2 separate regions of the Homo sapiens genome follow, and region 2 is linked to region 1. The links are chromatin loops, found by intact Hi-C in ENCODE. Cell type or tissue: K562. All regions are shown on one strand. Links, peaks and the distances in the headings refer to the core of each region. The heading gives the core; the rest is flanking DNA.

Region 1 (8,595 bases), core at 240-8,239:
TATCACTGAATATTTTCAGTGAGTATTCTGAAAACTAGAACCTTCTCCTTGATAACCACAATATCAGCATCATAGTATATCTGTCTGAGTTCAATCAGGAGACAGAAAACACACAGTTATTTGAAAGAGGAAGTTTAAAATAATTATTAGGCTAGGCATGGTGGCTCACATCTGTAGTCCTAGCACTTTAGGAGGCCAAGGGAGGAGAATTACTTGAGCCCAGGAGTTTGAGACCAGCCTAGGGAACACTGTGAAGCCCCATCTCTACAAAACATTTTTTTTAATTAGCTGGGCATGGTGGCACATGCCTGTAGTCCCAGCTATTCGGGAGGCTGGGACAGGAGGATTGCTTGAGCCTGGGAGGTTGAGGCTGCAATGAGCCATGATCACCCACTGCATTCTCCATCCTGGGCTGAAGAGCCTGCCTCAAAACAAACAAAAGAATTATTAAGGGGCCAGGCATGATGATTCAAGGCTGTAATCCCAGCACCTTGGGAGGTTGAGGCAGGAGGATCATGAGGCCGAAGTGAGCTACAATCGTGCCACTGCACTCCAGCCTCCTGGCCAACAGAATGATACCTTGTCATTTAAACATATATAGATAGATTAGATAGATAGATAGATAGATAGATAGAGATATAATTGAAAAGTAATTATAAAGATGTCGGGCCAGGCACGGTGGCTCACGCCTGTAATCCCAGCACTTTGGGAGCCCGAGGCGGGCAGATCATAAGGTCAGGAGTTCGAGACCAACCTGACCAACATGGTGAAAACCCGTCTCTGCTAAAAAAAAAAAAAAATACAAAAATTAGCTGGGCATGGTGGTGGGGGCCTGTAGTCCTAGCTACTCAGGAGGCTGAGGCAGGAGAATCGCTTGAACCCTGGGGGTGGAGGTTGCAGTGAGCTGAGATCGTGCCATTGCACTCCAGCCTGGGTGATAGAGCGAAACTCCATCTCAACTTAAAAAAAAAAAGATGTCAAGATAACTCTACTGAATCCACTAGAGCTGAGTGAGAGTACCCAGGGAAGGACCAGCTTGGAAGAGGGATGCAAACACGCCTGGGTTCAGACCTCATTGGAGAAGGCATGGTTGCAGCCAATAGATAGTGGAGAAGTCTGCTGGGTTTTCTGGGCCAGATCTAGTCCGCAGTCGCCAGGAAAGCAGAAAATAACCCACCTCCCTCTCCCATACAAACACACACACACCCAGAGCCAAGGCTGGAGGGCAGGTTTGCAGACAAAGTCAGAACGGCTCCACACACACAAGGTTGGAGCACACAGTGTTGTTGGGAGTCACATCAAAGGAGTTCACCTGGTCTGGACTGAGGCTGGAAGGTCAGGATCTGGCATGCAGCTGCGGCAGTGTACCACCAGATGTACCCAGACACACATGCACCACTGACCAATTGGACAGCTGGAGCAAAAAAAGCAAAACATAGCACTCCAAAAGGAGGAAACAAAGCCCCCTTCCTCCCACAGTATCCCTCCTGTGCCCTCTATTGACAAAGTTAACATCATGCTAATAAAGAAGAAATACTTGGAGAGTCCAGTCCATTATTGTAGAGCAGTACTGAAGTGTGAATTGGAGCTGAGGCAATTGATAGTTGACACACACACATAATAAAATTAATAATTCCCTGACGATGGCTATTCTCAGTCCAGATTCAAATTTCTCCAATTGTGCCAAACACATCTTGTATAGTTTTATGAGGTTTTTTAACCAAGATCCAATCAAGTCCTTTTAGTCTCATTTGATTCAGAGCAGTCCCTCCCAACGTTTCTGTTTTAATGACATTGATCTTTAGAAGAAATTAATTGACTGATTGAGTTTCATTCTAGATTTGTCTGTTTGTTCCTGGTGTTAATTTTCTGTCCCCTGAATTTCTTGTAAACTGGAAGTTAAATCAAAGGTTTGACTACAGCCAGGTGAAATGTGTTTAAGAAGAATACTTCATGAGTTACACTGTGCACCTCACATTGTAACACATCAGGGACAGAGGGAGTGTTGGCTTCCCATTATTAAGGCAAGGAACTTGATCTCAGTTAAAGTAGTGATGGCCAGATACCTCCACTGTAATGGCGTGGTCTTCCTTTTGCAATTAGCAAGCAATCTGTGGGGTGTTATTTTGATGCTTTGAGAATATACTGTCCCCCAACCATCTTTCGGTTAATGGTTTTAGCATTTAATTTGTCATTAGGAAGTGCAAAATGGACACATTTTTTAATTCAATCTTTTCTTTTATATTTTTTAGCTGGCATTCTTCTGTAAAAAGAAGCTTTCCTTCATCAACTGTAAATAAACTAAACTTTTTCCCAAAAAAGAGAAGAAAAATGCATTATTAGTTATTTTCAGAATAAAGAAAAGAAAGTTTTGATTAGAGAAGAAGGGGAATCATTTTGTTGCAAGAGCTTAGGAGTGGTAGGCATGTCCTAGGATGACAGGACAGCCCGGGTTCCGGGGAGACCCATGAGAGCGGGATGCTGGAGGTTGGAGGGAAACTGGGATAAGCCATCTGTTTTGCAATCACCTGCCAAGGGCTTGGAGTAGAAACCCCTCCTCCCCTCCATTTGCCACTCAGTTATCTTTCCAGTCACCATTGGCATGTGGGCTGCAGAATGCTGATGCTGATTTCAGATAAGTGAACATGCTTCATTTACAACCAATACAGAAATACTGAGTGGCTACAGGACAAAAGAGGCTACATGGACTGCTCTGTGTGAAAGTGCTCAGAAAATGTAGTACAGTAAACAAAAATGAGGCATTACTGTATATTTTTGCTCTTACAAATAGTTATTTCCTCAGTAGTTTAATAATTTAATGAAAAAAAAGTTTTTGAATCACCATCTCATTTAAAATTTGAGATCCTTGGCCAGGCATGGTGGCTCACGCCTATAATCCCAGCACTCTGGGAGGCCGAGGCGGGTGGATTGCCTGAGGTCAGGAGTTCGAGACCAGCCTGGCCAACATAATGAAACCTCGTCTCTACTAAAGACACAAAAATTAGCCAGGCGTGGTGGCACGTGCCTGTAATCCCAACTACTTGGGAAGCTGAGGAGGGAGAACTGCCTGAACCTGGGAGGTGGAGGTTGTGGTGAACTGAGTTGGCACCACTGCACTCCAGCCTGGGCAACAGAGCAAGACTCCATCTTAAAATAAAATAAAATAAAATAAAGTAAAATAAAATGTGAGATCCTCAACTAAAAACCCAAGAATCTGAACCTAATTCTATGTTCCTGACACATTTGCTTAAAGCTGGGATGTCTTCCACATGATTACCTTATTCAAATTTATATCTCTAGAGCTTCACAAAATACATTATCTAAACAGGAAAGCAATATAGTGTCATGTAAAAGAGTATTGGGCTGAGACTTATAACCTGGATTCTGGCACTAACCACAGTTAGAGCCATGGACGAGTTAGTTACCCTCGCCCAGATTCAGCTTCTTCATCTCTAGAATGAAAGGAATAATTCCCCAGGGTTGTAGAAAGTAAGCATGGGGGCCAAGCATGGTGGCTCACACCTGTAATCCCAGCACTTTGGGAGGCCAAGGCCGGCAGATCATTTGAGGTCTGGAGTTCGAGACCAGCCTGACCAACATGGTGAAACCCCGTCTCCCAGGAGGCAGAGGTTGCAGTGAGCCAAGATGGTGTCACTGCACTCCAGCCTGGGCAGCAGAGCAAGACTGCATCTCAAAAAAAAAAAAAAAGAAATTAAGCATCGGTTTTAGGGGCAGAAAAACACAGGTTTGAAGCCTTAGGTTTCCTCATTCTTGATACGTGATCTTAGCAAATAAACTAAAATTCTGAGAGCTTCGATTTACCTTTTTTTTTTTTTGAAGAGATACAAAATTTACTTTTTTTAAATGCCTTCATTACAAGTCTGGAGAAGTTCCTTTTTCCACCTAAAGAATTCACCACTATAAGCAATGATGCAAGTCCATTTATTTAAAGAGAACATTTTAAAACAGTAAAAGATTATATCCATAGGCATTTTCCAGTTTCAAAGGAGTGATACAATCTTCAGGCAGCCAGAGAGCTAGTGAAGTTGCCTCACCCTCCAAAATGTATAGCTTAATTTCTAAACGTAAGAGGGAAGGATAAAGTTTATGTAGAACAGGGGAAAAACTATTCTCAAATGACATTCCTGGATGAATCCCCACATCTTCCAAAGGAGAAAATGTTGAGTTTTTCTTTCTTTTTGGCCTTTCGGATGTTTCCCCAATGTATTACTGTGATGCCCTTTCATGTTTTTCAGAAAGGTGAATGAAAACTTTCTTTGAATATAGCATAATATTAGGGTGTGACCTCCTGTATCTAAACTCACTGGTTCATATGTGATTGAACTTTGAATGAGAATACCCCATGGACATTCGTTCATACTTCTTGATGCCACAAGAAGAGAGAGGATAAAGGAGCTCAAAGAAATCCAGCAGCCCTCTGGTTACAGGACAGCAGTTCCCAGATGTCATTCATAAGGCTGGGGCTGAAGATAATTCACAGAAGGCACTTGTCTAATTCTGACCTGGCGTCGGTGTTCAGAAGAGGCAACAGACACATTAACAAAACCACAAATCAACAAAAAGGTAGGAGGAGCCCTTCTAACACACCAGAGACCATCATTGCTTCAGATGAAGGGAAAATATTTATTGCATTAGTGATTCATTGTTGTGTGATGAATTATACCAAAACTTAGTGGCTTAAAACAATAAATGTTTATTTTACTCAGTGTCTGTGAGTCATCTTAGCAGGGTAGTTTCTGGTCCAGGGTGTCTCATGAGGTTGTAGTCAAGATATCATCCAGGGCTACAGCCATCTGAAGGCTTGACTGGGGCTGGATCCACTTCTCCCCCAACTCCAAAAAAAAAAAAAAAAAAAAAAAAAAAGCCAAAAGAGAATAAAGCAGAAGCAGCAATGTCTTTTATGATCCAGTCTTGGAAGTCATACTTTGTCACTTCTGCAACAGTACTCATTAAAAGCAAATTACTAAGTCCAACCCACCTTCAAGGGGAGGTGAACTGGCTCTACCTTTTAAAGCAAAGAGTGTCAATTTGGAGGCACTTATTTAAATTGCGGCATAAAAACACTTAACATAAAATTTACCACCTTACCATTTTCAAGTGTACAGTTCAGTCATGCTAAGTATATTCACACTGTTGTACAACAGATCTCCAGAACATTTTCATCTTGCAAAACTGAAATTCTATACCCATTTTAAAAGTCTCCATTTCCTCCTCCATCCAGTCCCTGGTAACCATCATTATACTTTCTGTTTCTGTGAATTTGCCTACTTTACCTGCCTCATGTAAGTGGAATCATGCGGTATTTGTCTTTTTGTGACTGGCTTATTTCACTTAGCATAATGTCCTATAGGACATATTGTAGCAATGTGACAGGATTTCCTTCCTTTTTAAGGCTGATTTATATTCCATTGTACTTATATACCACATTTTGTCTATCCGTTCATCTGTCAATAGACATTTGGGTTGCTTCCACCTCTTGGCTACTGTGAATAGTGCTACTATGAACATGGGTGTACAAATATCTCCTCAAGATACTGCTTTTGATTCTTTCTTGGGTATACACCCATTCGTAGGATTGCTGGATCATACAGTAGTTCTATTTTTAATTTTTTGAGCAACCACCACTGTTGTCCACAGTGGCTATAGCATTTTACATTCTCACCAACACTACACAAAGTTTCTAATTTCTCTACATCCTTGTCACTATTATTTTCTGTTTCTTCATAGCAGCCACTAAATTGATTTCAGGTGATATCTCATTGTGGTTTTTTTTTTGATTTGCATTTATCTAATAATTAGTGATATTTAGCATCTTTTCATATGCTCATTGGCCACCAGTACATCATCTTTGGGAAAATGTCTATTCAAGTCATTTACCTGTTTTTAAATCAGGTAATTTGTTGATTTGTTGTTGAACCATGGAGACATATTTTTAAACCACAACACCTATCTTGCAGATTGTGGTGAGAACTAAAAGATTTATGTAAGCAGATCATATTACCTGTCACGTAGTAGGCACTCAAAAATTATTACTTGTCTTCTTAGGGTTGTTATGTTAAATAATGTTATGTTAATAACATATGTAAAACTGCTTCTTAAATTATAAAGTGCTATGCAAATGTGAGTTAATACTACAAAGCTGTATACAAAATATTTGAATATTTTTCTGAGGTTCTCCATACTTAAATATATAAATCTTTCCATCTCTAGACTTTATTCTGTTTTTTAGCTGTAATCCCTTTTTTCCATTTTACTTCAAGTTTTATCAAAAAAAAGAATAGCAGCCAAAATAGAACAAGTAAAGATGGAGAAACAATAACTAATTTCACTAAAGCAAAGTCAGAGTAAGATCTATTTAAAAATAAAATGTGAAGAAAAGCTGCAATGGATTACACTATTGAAAAATCCTAAGAGAACCAGAACTGCCGTTCCTTCAGAGAATGTGAGTGATGTTGAAAGATTAATAACGTTTGGATAACATTAATTACAGTGATGTTATAAACTCTGGTATTCCAGTTGCCATAACAACCCGCTATATGTTGGTTTTCTAATGACATTTCGAACAAGTGCTGAGGCGAACTGCATCACTTCAGAACTTTGATTGCTGTCACTCAGTGATTTTAAAATTGAATTGTTTTGTTCTTAAAGAGTCAGAATATGTCACTGTCTTCAGAAATATTCTCAAAATTATGGAGAAGAAGTGATACACATTCCTATACAATTATAGAGCACTCAAGAAAAAGAAATGTATTTTGTTTTTAATACAAAATTAACAGGTTTTTTTTTCATAGGGAATAGAAAAAAACAGAAAGGAGAAAGATTATGCTTCATGCTTCTCAGAAGACTTTGTTCCCTTGCAGAATTATTTGACAATAAAATTCTTCTAGAAAAACTCACTTTTCTTGGTTATATTTCTCTCATCTCCATTCTCTCCTTTCTCTTCACCTCCCTGTTTCTTTCTTCCAATGAATTCTTTTAGAAGCCATGGATTCTGGCCAAGGTAGATGCAACACTTTGGAGTTAGTGAGATGAGGTCATTCCTCCATCCAGCTTTCTGCTTTCTGATCTCTCTTCCCTCTACTGACCAACCCGTTGCCCAATGGATATAATAAAAGAAAGACTACTTGCCACTGGCTTATATTATATTGGATTTTAATATTCCCAAGAGAATGTGTTAAATATATATTGTGCCACTGACCAGAAGCAAAGCATGATTGTAACAGACATGCTTCTAAGTATTTGCTCAGCCCACAGCCTACTCTGCTCCTGCTGCCCAAGGGGCATCCCACCCACCCACCCACAAATATGGATCGTTTGATTTAAATCGGAGGTGAGCACCAGAACCAACTCATCCATATGCATTGAGTTGGACAAACACATTCTTTCTTTTTCTCCTCTTTTCCCTCTTTCCTCTCCCTCTCTACAAATTCAGCTAAGGTGAATGCTAACCATTTGCAATGGTGTTTAAAGCAGAACAGTGGTGTTCTGTGGCAGAACTCTGTGCTACAGGACTCTGAAGGGAGAGTGTGCCCACTGCCTCCCCACCCACCCCTCTTGCCCACCCCCACCACAGTTCCAGCAGCATCTCAGTCTATACAGTGCATCTTAGGCAGTGGGGGTGGCATCATTCCATGTAAAGCATATTCTATGCTCTATAAACCCTGAGCCCAATGCAATGCCATCTTAAGTAGGCCCAGGTCTGCCCCTTGCCCAGATGTGCCATCAGCACCCTTTCAACACTCTCTCCCCTCCCCTTTTCTCTATACTTAAAACTCCCTCTACCCCACCCAGATATCCAAAGGTGTTGATCCTACCCTCCCAAAGCTCCCACTGTAGCTAGCTCCTCAGAGGCCTCTCAGGGAAGAGCGAAGTGAGCTAATCAACCCAGCCTAGGCTTCTGTTGACCCAGAACCAATTCAAGATGAAGGCCATGCCTTAGACAGCAGCTGCCAGGGAAATACATGACTTATACAATGACATCAGCTGAAATTCACAAAGGTCATTGCATTTAACTCATTCCTCACCCAAGGTGATGCAAACATGCTAACCCTTTTCCTCCCAGTCTTCTCTGGATGATCTTCTCCACTTGATTTTACTGGGATGTACATGAACAAGCTAGAGGAGCAGCCTGTGCCTGTTATCCTCTCCTCCCCACTGCTGAAGTCACTCTCCACCCTTCTCATCCTACTCTCTTGCTGGGGACACTGGACTGTATGAGTTTCATCAATGGACTCCCTTGCCCTTTGACCTCCAGTTGGGTTCTGCCAATTAGAGATCCTTAATAGGAGATAAGAGGGAGGGAGAAGGAGTGGAGGCTGGGGTATTTATGCCTCTGGCTTGATCCCTGAAGTATTGTCTTGCAGTCATCTCTATGTGATTCTCTCCACCCAGGTTCCAGTAACTGATCACTCCTCATATCATTTCTGGTGAGGAGTCGTAACTGAACTCAGTGGTGCTACACTGTCCTTTATGGATTCCATAAACACTGCTCATCCTTTGTAAACAGTCCCTTCATTAAACCTCCCTCCAATTGTTCTAATGCAAATGGCCCAACACATTCCTCCTGGGATCCTG
Region 2 (8,595 bases), core at 437-8,436, 570 kb after region 1:
TGTTTCCCAACTTTTTTTTTTAATCACAAAGAGGACACATTTTTTTAAATTGACAACTCAATCTCTACATACATACAGTATTGCATGAATTATAAGTGGATCCAACAATCATATTATTGATACAAACTCATGAGCATTTGCATAAAGCTATTGCTCTAGGTTTTGGTGTGTTTTGTGCCAGCTACTTTAGTGAATAAACTAAACATAAAGGAACTCAGCTACTTGAATTCATGAGAATCAGCTTTCAAAAAAAGCATATATATCATCTCATAGAATACTTAATATGTCAAACCCAGGAAAATCAGTAACTAAGTGACAAAAGGAACACTTTTAAAGAAAAGTTGGTGATAAATATGTTAGGCTAAAATACTAAGAACTTTAGCAACTGGACCGAGGAACCAGAAAGTGTATGCACACTGGGAATTTTAACAAAAGATCCCCATGTTCTCCTGCACAGTGAGGACCACATTCCAAAAGCAGAATTCTGGGTTGCTACAATGTCATCTCTCCTACAAACCACTGTTTCAAAGGTGAAAGAAACAAGAGGTAATTCACATAAAAAGGTTTTAAAATTCTTCCCACTCAAAATAAAATAAAAATAATATAACCTGTATCAAATTATAAAGAAATTCTATTAAAATGTTGACCACATAAAGCAGTCAGACCATTTGCCTTCGCTGACTGCCTCAGAGGGCAGAGCATGTGTCACCTACAAGGAAGGGGAGAGAGGGGTAGAGTCCCTACTCTCCCCCGGCCTGTAGAGTCAGGGTGGAGAGGAGCCCTTTGGCTTCCCTGGGGTTTTGTTTCCTCACATAGGGAATTGAGGGAGGTGGGCTAGATGGCTTTAAGAGACTCCTCAACTAAAAGAATCAAAGTCAGCTTGAGATCCCATCTCTGAACAGACATATAGGGTGGCAAAAGAAATGGATTAAAAAACAGGTGGATGACGTCTTTCTCACCTTTTGATACCATCACTCAGAACTAATCTGTACTATAGTTGAAGAAAATCTTTGCCTGGTACTATTAAAGGGTATACAATGAGGCAGCTGACAATGAAATTTTTCATAAAAATGTATAAAAAGGCTATGTTAAGTTCGGGTGGAAAAAACAATGCACCACCATATTACTACCAGCAGTCAGGACGTCCTGTCTCGGATTTTAGGAGTCGCCGATCTGGTTGGGAGAAATGCTGAGGGAAGCTCAAGCCATTCAATAGCGATCTAAGGAGTGCACACAGTTCAGGAAAGGGATAAACAGGTGTCCAGGAAGGCAACTTTAATGAAACTGGTTCTAAAACAAAGGATGCAAGAGATCTAAATGATCCAAAAAGAGTGATGACTTCTCATTTTGTCCCCTACAGAGAATACAAATATCATTTCTTCCGGAATCCAACACACTGGCTTCATTTTCAAGATGTATCACTTTATTTTCCAGCACGTGACAGTCACATGATTTCTGCAGTGAGCCCCAAAGCTTCCACGAGCTTTCCTGGAACCTACGGCCAGAAGAGTCCTGAGATTTCGAATATTAAAGCTTTCTCCACAGCCACAAGTCCCTTTGATGTTTGGGTTATTGAACACAAACTCACTGGATAATTTGTCTTCAACATAGTCCATTTCTGTTCCTAAAAGTGTTAGCTGTGCTTTCTTTTCGATGAATACTCTGACTCCATCTTGAATAACTTCTTCATCAGAATCTCCTTTTGTCTTTGTATATTCTAGAGTATAAGAAAGGCCATTACAGCCCCTGGTTCGGACACCAACTTTTACACCTACATGCTCAGGCTTATCTTTAAGAAGTTGTTTTATCTTGTTTACTGCTGAAGGTGTCAGGGTGAGGGCTGCCCGGGTGGGCTGCAGCTTCCTCTTGCTCACAGCCCGGGCAGTTGCCCGGACTAAGGAAGGCGACATTTTCGCCGTCCCGGCGCCCCGGTGCCTGGGGCCGGAGGTTGGCTGCCTCAGCCTCTCTCCACGGACACGGCGGGCGCATTGGTTTCCCAACTTTTAAATTGTGCCTCTCATTAGCAAAATAGTTTGACAATGTCTCTCTCTAAAATGTGTGCATATTCCTTTTTTCTTCAAATCATATACATATAGTATTGTTATTCTGTATATTAAATACTAAGAAAGTCTAATTTCTAATTTTTGAGATAAAAGTATGAACAGAAATTCTATTATTTTAAAATTTTCTGGAGTATGTAACTTCACTTTGGAAACTGTAGTCCTATATTTCTGATTTGTAATAATTTTCCTGCTCTAATATTTCTTTGGGATACAACTTTTTTTCTGTCATTTGAACACCATGGAGCAGTGGCTCTCACCTGAGGGCAGAATCTGACGGCAGTTGCCTAAGAACTAGAGTTTAAAAAGGCCTGTCCGTGATCCTGATCCACCTCCCCCAGGACCACTGTATTCACCACCCAGCTACCCCATCTCATGAAGACGGTGACTAGTAGTAGCAACATGGCCTTAACATACCTTACCTGGGTAGCAAAATGGCATGACTAGCAATTTTTTATGCAGATTGTACTTGCCTAGATGTGGTAGAAAAACAGTGAGGCAGAATAATAAAAAAAAATTTGTGTCCTACTGAAAAAAGCTTACATGAAAAACTTTTAAAAAGAAGGGGTTTACATCTGTGTGTATTTAATGCAGTGGTCACTGTGCAATGCCACATGCAATTGTGTCTCTCTGTGAGCCAGGAGTTTTGCTGAGTATGTGTAAGTGGGTAAACTTAATGGTTATTTTGTAGCATCATTTTTTAAATGTGGTGGGAGAATCTGTGATTTAAGGAGTTTTATGGCGAATCTCATTTTGTGATGTAAATAGTCATTTTTTGAGTATAAATCCAAATTTTTGTATGCTGTTGGCCTAATGAGTTCCCTATCATAGACAATATTAGGTGATGGCAGGGAGGTGGGACTCCAAGGCTTTCATTGTACATGTAAATTAGAATGGCTAATTGAAGCAGATATCCAGATAATTCAGACCAAACTCTCCCTTTTTGTTTGAAATATACTTGGCTGAGTTGTTTAAAAAAACAAAAAACAAAAAACAAATCTGTGCTTCTTTTCTTAACCACGACCTCAGCAATCGTGAGCAAAATGTCTGAGGGAGTGTTCTAACAGGCCTAAGAGGAAGCTCTTAAAAGAGAGACCTGTGGTCATATAGACTTGAGAAACACTTCCTACTTGTCCCTTCTTTTGGAGAGTCATCATGCATTACAGACTATGAAAAGTCCTGCACAAAGGAAAACTTTTGAACTTAGTTTAACCCAGTGTTTTCTAAACTTCTGTGACAGACAACCCTTTATTTACATAAAATTTGCTAACTTACAGTCAAACTGGTGTTCTTTGAAAGTCCATTTTGAGAAATGCTGGTATAAATTAAAGCGGTATTTATATAGCCACAAGTGCTAAGAGTGCTAGTCAGTAATCCTAAGAAGCCAAGGATGATGGGGCATGAATGTCCACAGTTTCATACTGCTGCCACTGGTAGTTTGAGGGATTTGCTAAGGGGATCCTCCAGGCAAACACTGGGTTTATAATGGTTAGGCTTTATCCCCAAAGAGAAAAATAACCACTTAGTGGGCTGAGATTGGCCCATTAGTTTTCCCAGAGTCTCTTTTTCTCCTGAGCATCTCCTCCCACCCCAAATTTTTGCAACTTTTTAAGGGGATGAGAGGGATGGGGTGGAGCATCTTTTCCCAAGTGGAGAGATCCCAAGGGCTCTGTCATGCAACACCGGGAAAACAGAAAACGTTAAGTAGAGACAAAGCCTTGAGCTCCCCCTAGAGGTAAGTATCTGATCATCTCTACTGTGGCAAGACACGAAAATACCATTTGTTTTTTTTTAAGATTTACATATCATGGACATCATTTAAAGTTCGATTTAAGAATCACCTGAATATTTTAGTTAAAAAGTAAAAGAGTAGTTATCTTTTAATATTAGTGCTTATTTGAGTTTAGATATTATTTTATAACTTACATTGTACCTCTCATCAGCGAAATAGTTTGAAACTGTCTCACTGTAAGTGTATATATTCTTTTTTCAAAATATGTACATGTAGTATTGTCATTCTGTATATTAAGTATTAAGAAAGTCTAATTTCCCTACAGCTGTTACAATGTTTACCAATAGCTACTCCTGTCTAAGGGCTATGAACTAGTCGGAATCTGCATGTTTTTGGTCAGAAACAGCCACATAGGGTCAGTACAGATGACCCAATCTGCAAATACTATGTCTTATGGAAACATAACTTTGGTTAATGTGACTTTTATGAGGATTTCGAATGCAAATTCTTCATCCTTATTCCCAAACTGAGCCACTGATGCACATTTATTTATTTATTTATTTCCTTTATTTATTCACCTGTATTTGGTAAACAGCAGGCACTTCTCTCAAATGTTATGACATTAAGGGATGCCTTACGACATTCCCTTAGGGTGCCTATGACATTTGTGATTCTGTTAAGATCACTTTGGCATTATGGTTGGTCTAACTTTGTTCACGAATGTGTTGTGTTCTGTTTTTATGATGTTTATGACCAGAGATGAAAGTAGGCTGTGCTCAGAGAGCTGGTCCCTGTTTAGCCTATCTCCTCCCACATTGTGATTTGGAGAAAATCATTTTCTCCAAAAGTTTTTCAGGGCCTTGGCATTTTATTTATTAATCATGAGATGCTGGCTGGGCGCGGTGGCTGATGCTTGTAATCCCAGCACTTTGGGAGGCCGAGGTGGGCAGATCACCTGAGGTCAGGAGTTTGAGACCAGTCTGACCAACATGGTGAAATCCCGTCTACTAAAAATATGAAATTAGCTAAGCATGGTGGCACACGCCTGTAATCCCAGCTGCTTGGGAGGTTGAAGCAGGAGAATCACTTGAACTGGGGAGGTGGAGGTTACAGTTAGCCGAGATCGTGCCATTACACTCTAGCCTGGGCAAAAAGAGCGAAACTCCGTCTCAAAAAAAATAAATAAAAATAAAAAAAAAATCATGAGACGCTACAATATCCAAAGGTGGACCCACACTCTTACTTATGCTAATGGAAGGGCAGTCCCACGTGGTAGCACATTGAGGCACATGTATCCTCAGGCGTGTGGGGAAGGTGCCGACGGGTCAGCAAAGTCACCATATGATTATAGCACGCCTCCCTAAAGGTTCATATTTCTCAGAGATGTAGGAGGAGGCCGTATTGTTTTGACATTAAAACCAAGACAAATTTGCTTGGGAGCAAATTAAAAAGACATGGAGGTTTACCACAAAACAAGAATGAATTTGGAAGCTTCCAACAGGCCCCAGGGCATACATTCACCGCTCTTTACAGTTAGTGGTGTTCCAATAGAAAGGCTTGAGAAGTGTTGCCTTGGGCCCCAGAGCCCGGGGTGACACCAGTGTGCCTGGAAGCCCACTCCAAGCTTGATCACAGCGTCATCTTCAAGCTCACTCGGGGTCACTGTACGTCTCTTCTCCCTACACGAGGGTTGTGGCATCTATTACACCACTACTGTGTGCCAGGCTGGGTGCCAAGCCCTTTATATACATTTACTCTTTGCAGGGGTCCTATGGTAAGAGCTGTTATCCCATTTTACAGATGACAAAACCAAGACACGAGGAATTGAAGTTTCTGTATTTGCCCTGTCAGTGAGTGCCTGAGGCAGAAACTGAATGCTTGGTCTGTTTAACTCTCCAGTGTGCAGTTCCAGCTCCAACCCTGTGGGAATGCTGGCTAGGCTGCTTCCTAGCGGTGAAGCGATGGGAGCGCAGGAGCGGAGCGGAGCTGGGGAATCCCACTCCTCCCATTCCTAGCCTGAATTTTAAGGGCTGAGCAGTATCAGTGGTGGTGTACCATGATTGCATTATCAATCTGCCTTTACAGAATCCAGGAGATATTCCACTGTGCACAGTTTGACGTAAGTCTTTTTTTTTTTTTTTTTTTTTGAGACGGAGTCTTGCTCTGTCGCCCAGGCTGGGGTGCAGTGGCGCGATCTCGGCTCACTGCAAGCCCCACCTCCCGGGTTCACGCCATTCTCCGGCCTCAGCCTCCCGCGTAGCTGGGACTACAGCGCCCACCACCACGCCCGTCTAATTTTTTGTGTTTTTAGTAGAGACGGGGTTTCACCGTGTTAGCCAGGATGGTCTCGATCTCCTGACCTTGTGATCCGCCCGCCTCGGCCTCCCAAAGTGCTGGGATTACAGGCGTGAGCCACCGCGCCCGGCCTGATGTAAGTCTTATATTTCAAAGTTTTATCATTTTGCCGAGTCGTGGTGAGCACAGTACCATAATTCACTCTATGGCCCAAAAGAGGAGGTCCCAGATAAATAAAGTGCTTGGAGGTTTTTAGGTCGTTTGTGCTGCTAAGTCAGAAAATGGAGAATGAAGACAATTTAGCACAACTTAAGAAATATGAATCGGGTGCTCACTATACACTAGCACTGGGCCCTACAGCTAGAAGAGATAGACATGCATACAAATCCCCTTTTTTTTTTTTTTTTTGCAGTTAAATGCTATGAGAAAGATAAAGTAATACCTTTTATCTTGGGTATTTTCTAGTTCATATTCTCAAAGAAGATCACTTCTTCTTTGATTTTGAGGGAGGTGGGCAGAGTATGCCCAGGTCAAGGTCCCTATCATTTGTTGGGGGCAGCATTGGACGACATCGTAGTTTCTTGGAGGTTCACAGTGGCTTTCTGTGGAGCAGGCACCAAGATTGAGGCAGTTCACGCATCACTTATTAAGACAAATTCCCTTTGTCTAGCACTGTGACTGTTGGCCTGATGAAGGGAAATTGTGAAAAATTTTGCTTGTTTCAGAATTTCAGCTTCCCGTTCTGGCCATCGCCTTGCCTCTGCTAATGTTATTTGTGTCCCAAGGTTTGAAATTATTTGGTTTATTAAGGGAGCCTGATATAAGGTGCTCCGTCAGTGTCATCTCATCTCCTAAATACTGCCCGCAGTTCCAGGAGGAAGGGATTTAATAGACTCTCGTTCCTTTAGGAAGCTTAATTTGAAATTCATTTGGGCACAGAAATTTTATGGGTACAATCAGATCCAGATATTGCTTAATGAAGTTCTAGGCAGATGTACAGTGAATGATCTGTGCCTACTCCAAATCCTCAGTTACGCTCCTCTGATATACCATTAACTTTTAGAAAACCTGAATCTATGACCCAAATTCTAATTAATCCTAAGAATAATGAGGTACAAAGGCATTATTTTTTCCTTTTTTAAGTTTTCTTTCTCTTGCTAACAAAGAATTTTAAATTGTGGCTCTAGCATTTAAGTGCATACATTTTGAATTTACAAAGTATGGAGAATAACATGAAATCATCAGCAGGTCAATGAATTAGATTTTATTTCTGTGTGTGTGGTAACATTAAACATCTATGGTACAACTTTCATTTATTCTTGTGTCAACTATTGCTTAGAGTAATTCAGTATCATAATCTATATTTAACTTATTCTACTTTATAAAGGACTTTAAAATAACATACATTATCTTCCATAACATATGCTATGACATTGGTATTATTATCCCCACTTCGTACTTGAGGACACTGAAATTTAGGAAAGATTAGTTAACTTGCCTAATTTCACACAGTTGTGGTCCTAGGAAAGAAACATATATTTTAATAGCCAGCCCAGGTTTTTTTTTTTCCATTAAATGATCAGATTCTCTGCTATTATGTTTTTGGTTTTAGTTAATAGACATATTGGTTGCTATTGACATTTGGCACATCTGGCTTGCTGTTCTTAATGACCAGTGGGCTCTGGGCACTCAAATATCGACCAGTGCCAGACAGCTAATGTCAATGAGTGTGGTGGGCTGGGTGTCAGAACAAGGAGTGGTGGGGACAATGGCAAATTGGAGAGTGTACACTCCATTTAAAAAAGGGTTCCCTTACCTATTCCCACTGGGCATGCTGGCCTGGTGTTGCAAAATATTCTAAAATTTTAAGAGGAGCCAGAGATCTGGATTTTGTGTGGAATCTCTCCATTCTAAGTGTTGGCAACCAAATTTTTTTTTCCCTTTTAAACTCTGCAAGCCAAACAAAACCCATCTATTAGGTGGATTCAGTTCATGACTGCTAGTTGTGACATGGGCTTGCTTTTTACTTTTTTGGAGGTACATGTGAAGGAGGAGTGAGTGGGTGGGGTAAGGCCAGCATCACTTACTCGGGCTATAGATGGTTCTTTTCCTGAAGCCAGGAAGTCTGAGCAAAGCTGGGGAGCCTGTGGGTTTCCGGGCTGCTTAATGTGGGCTATTCTGGGACTGCCTTCTTCTTCCAGAACTATCTGAAATGAGGGAGACTTCCTTATAATTAGGGGCTGACCACTGAGCTCCGTGGCATTGCCCACTCTCCAGTAGTTAGTTGAACTTTGTTTAGTATCTTTATTATTATTTCTTTGCTTCCTTCATTTCTTTCCTCTTCTTGGGAGATTTCATTTTCAGCTGCAATCAGTAACATTTGCAATGAAACTGAAAATCAACTGAAACTGTTGCAAATGAAACTGAAATGAGTAACATTTGCAATCTTCCGAGACAGAAGACTTTAGAAGAGGGTGAACTTTTTTTGTTGTTGTTATTGTTATTCTT

The links. A loop is a pair of places that touch in the nucleus more often than their neighbours do. Peaks named below come from ENCODE experiments on the same cell type or tissue, not always from the same donor. Only the 100,000 strongest peaks of a DNase experiment are listed, where the experiment ranks them.
Region 2: it touches region 1 in a loop (4-fold over the local background); 5 of 110 quality-filtered maps call a loop at or near these places.

The regions. Positions count from the first base shown.
Region 1 is chr5:62,210,249-62,218,843 of GRCh38, forward strand. No RefSeq gene overlaps it. Among named protein-coding and RNA genes, the nearest start is that of KIF2A, 92 kb to the right of the region's middle. In K562, for the core only: no CTCF peak of the experiment used is centred there; no DNase peak of the experiment used is centred there; H3K27me3 peaks cover 1,540 bases.
Region 2 is chr5:62,775,354-62,783,948 of GRCh38, forward strand. It overlaps the pseudogene ISCA1P1. Among named protein-coding and RNA genes, the nearest start is that of LRRC70, 200 kb to the left of the region's middle. In K562, for the core only: a CTCF peak has its summit at 3,793 (motif pointing left); a DNase peak (open chromatin) is centred at 3,798; H3K27me3 peaks cover 359 bases.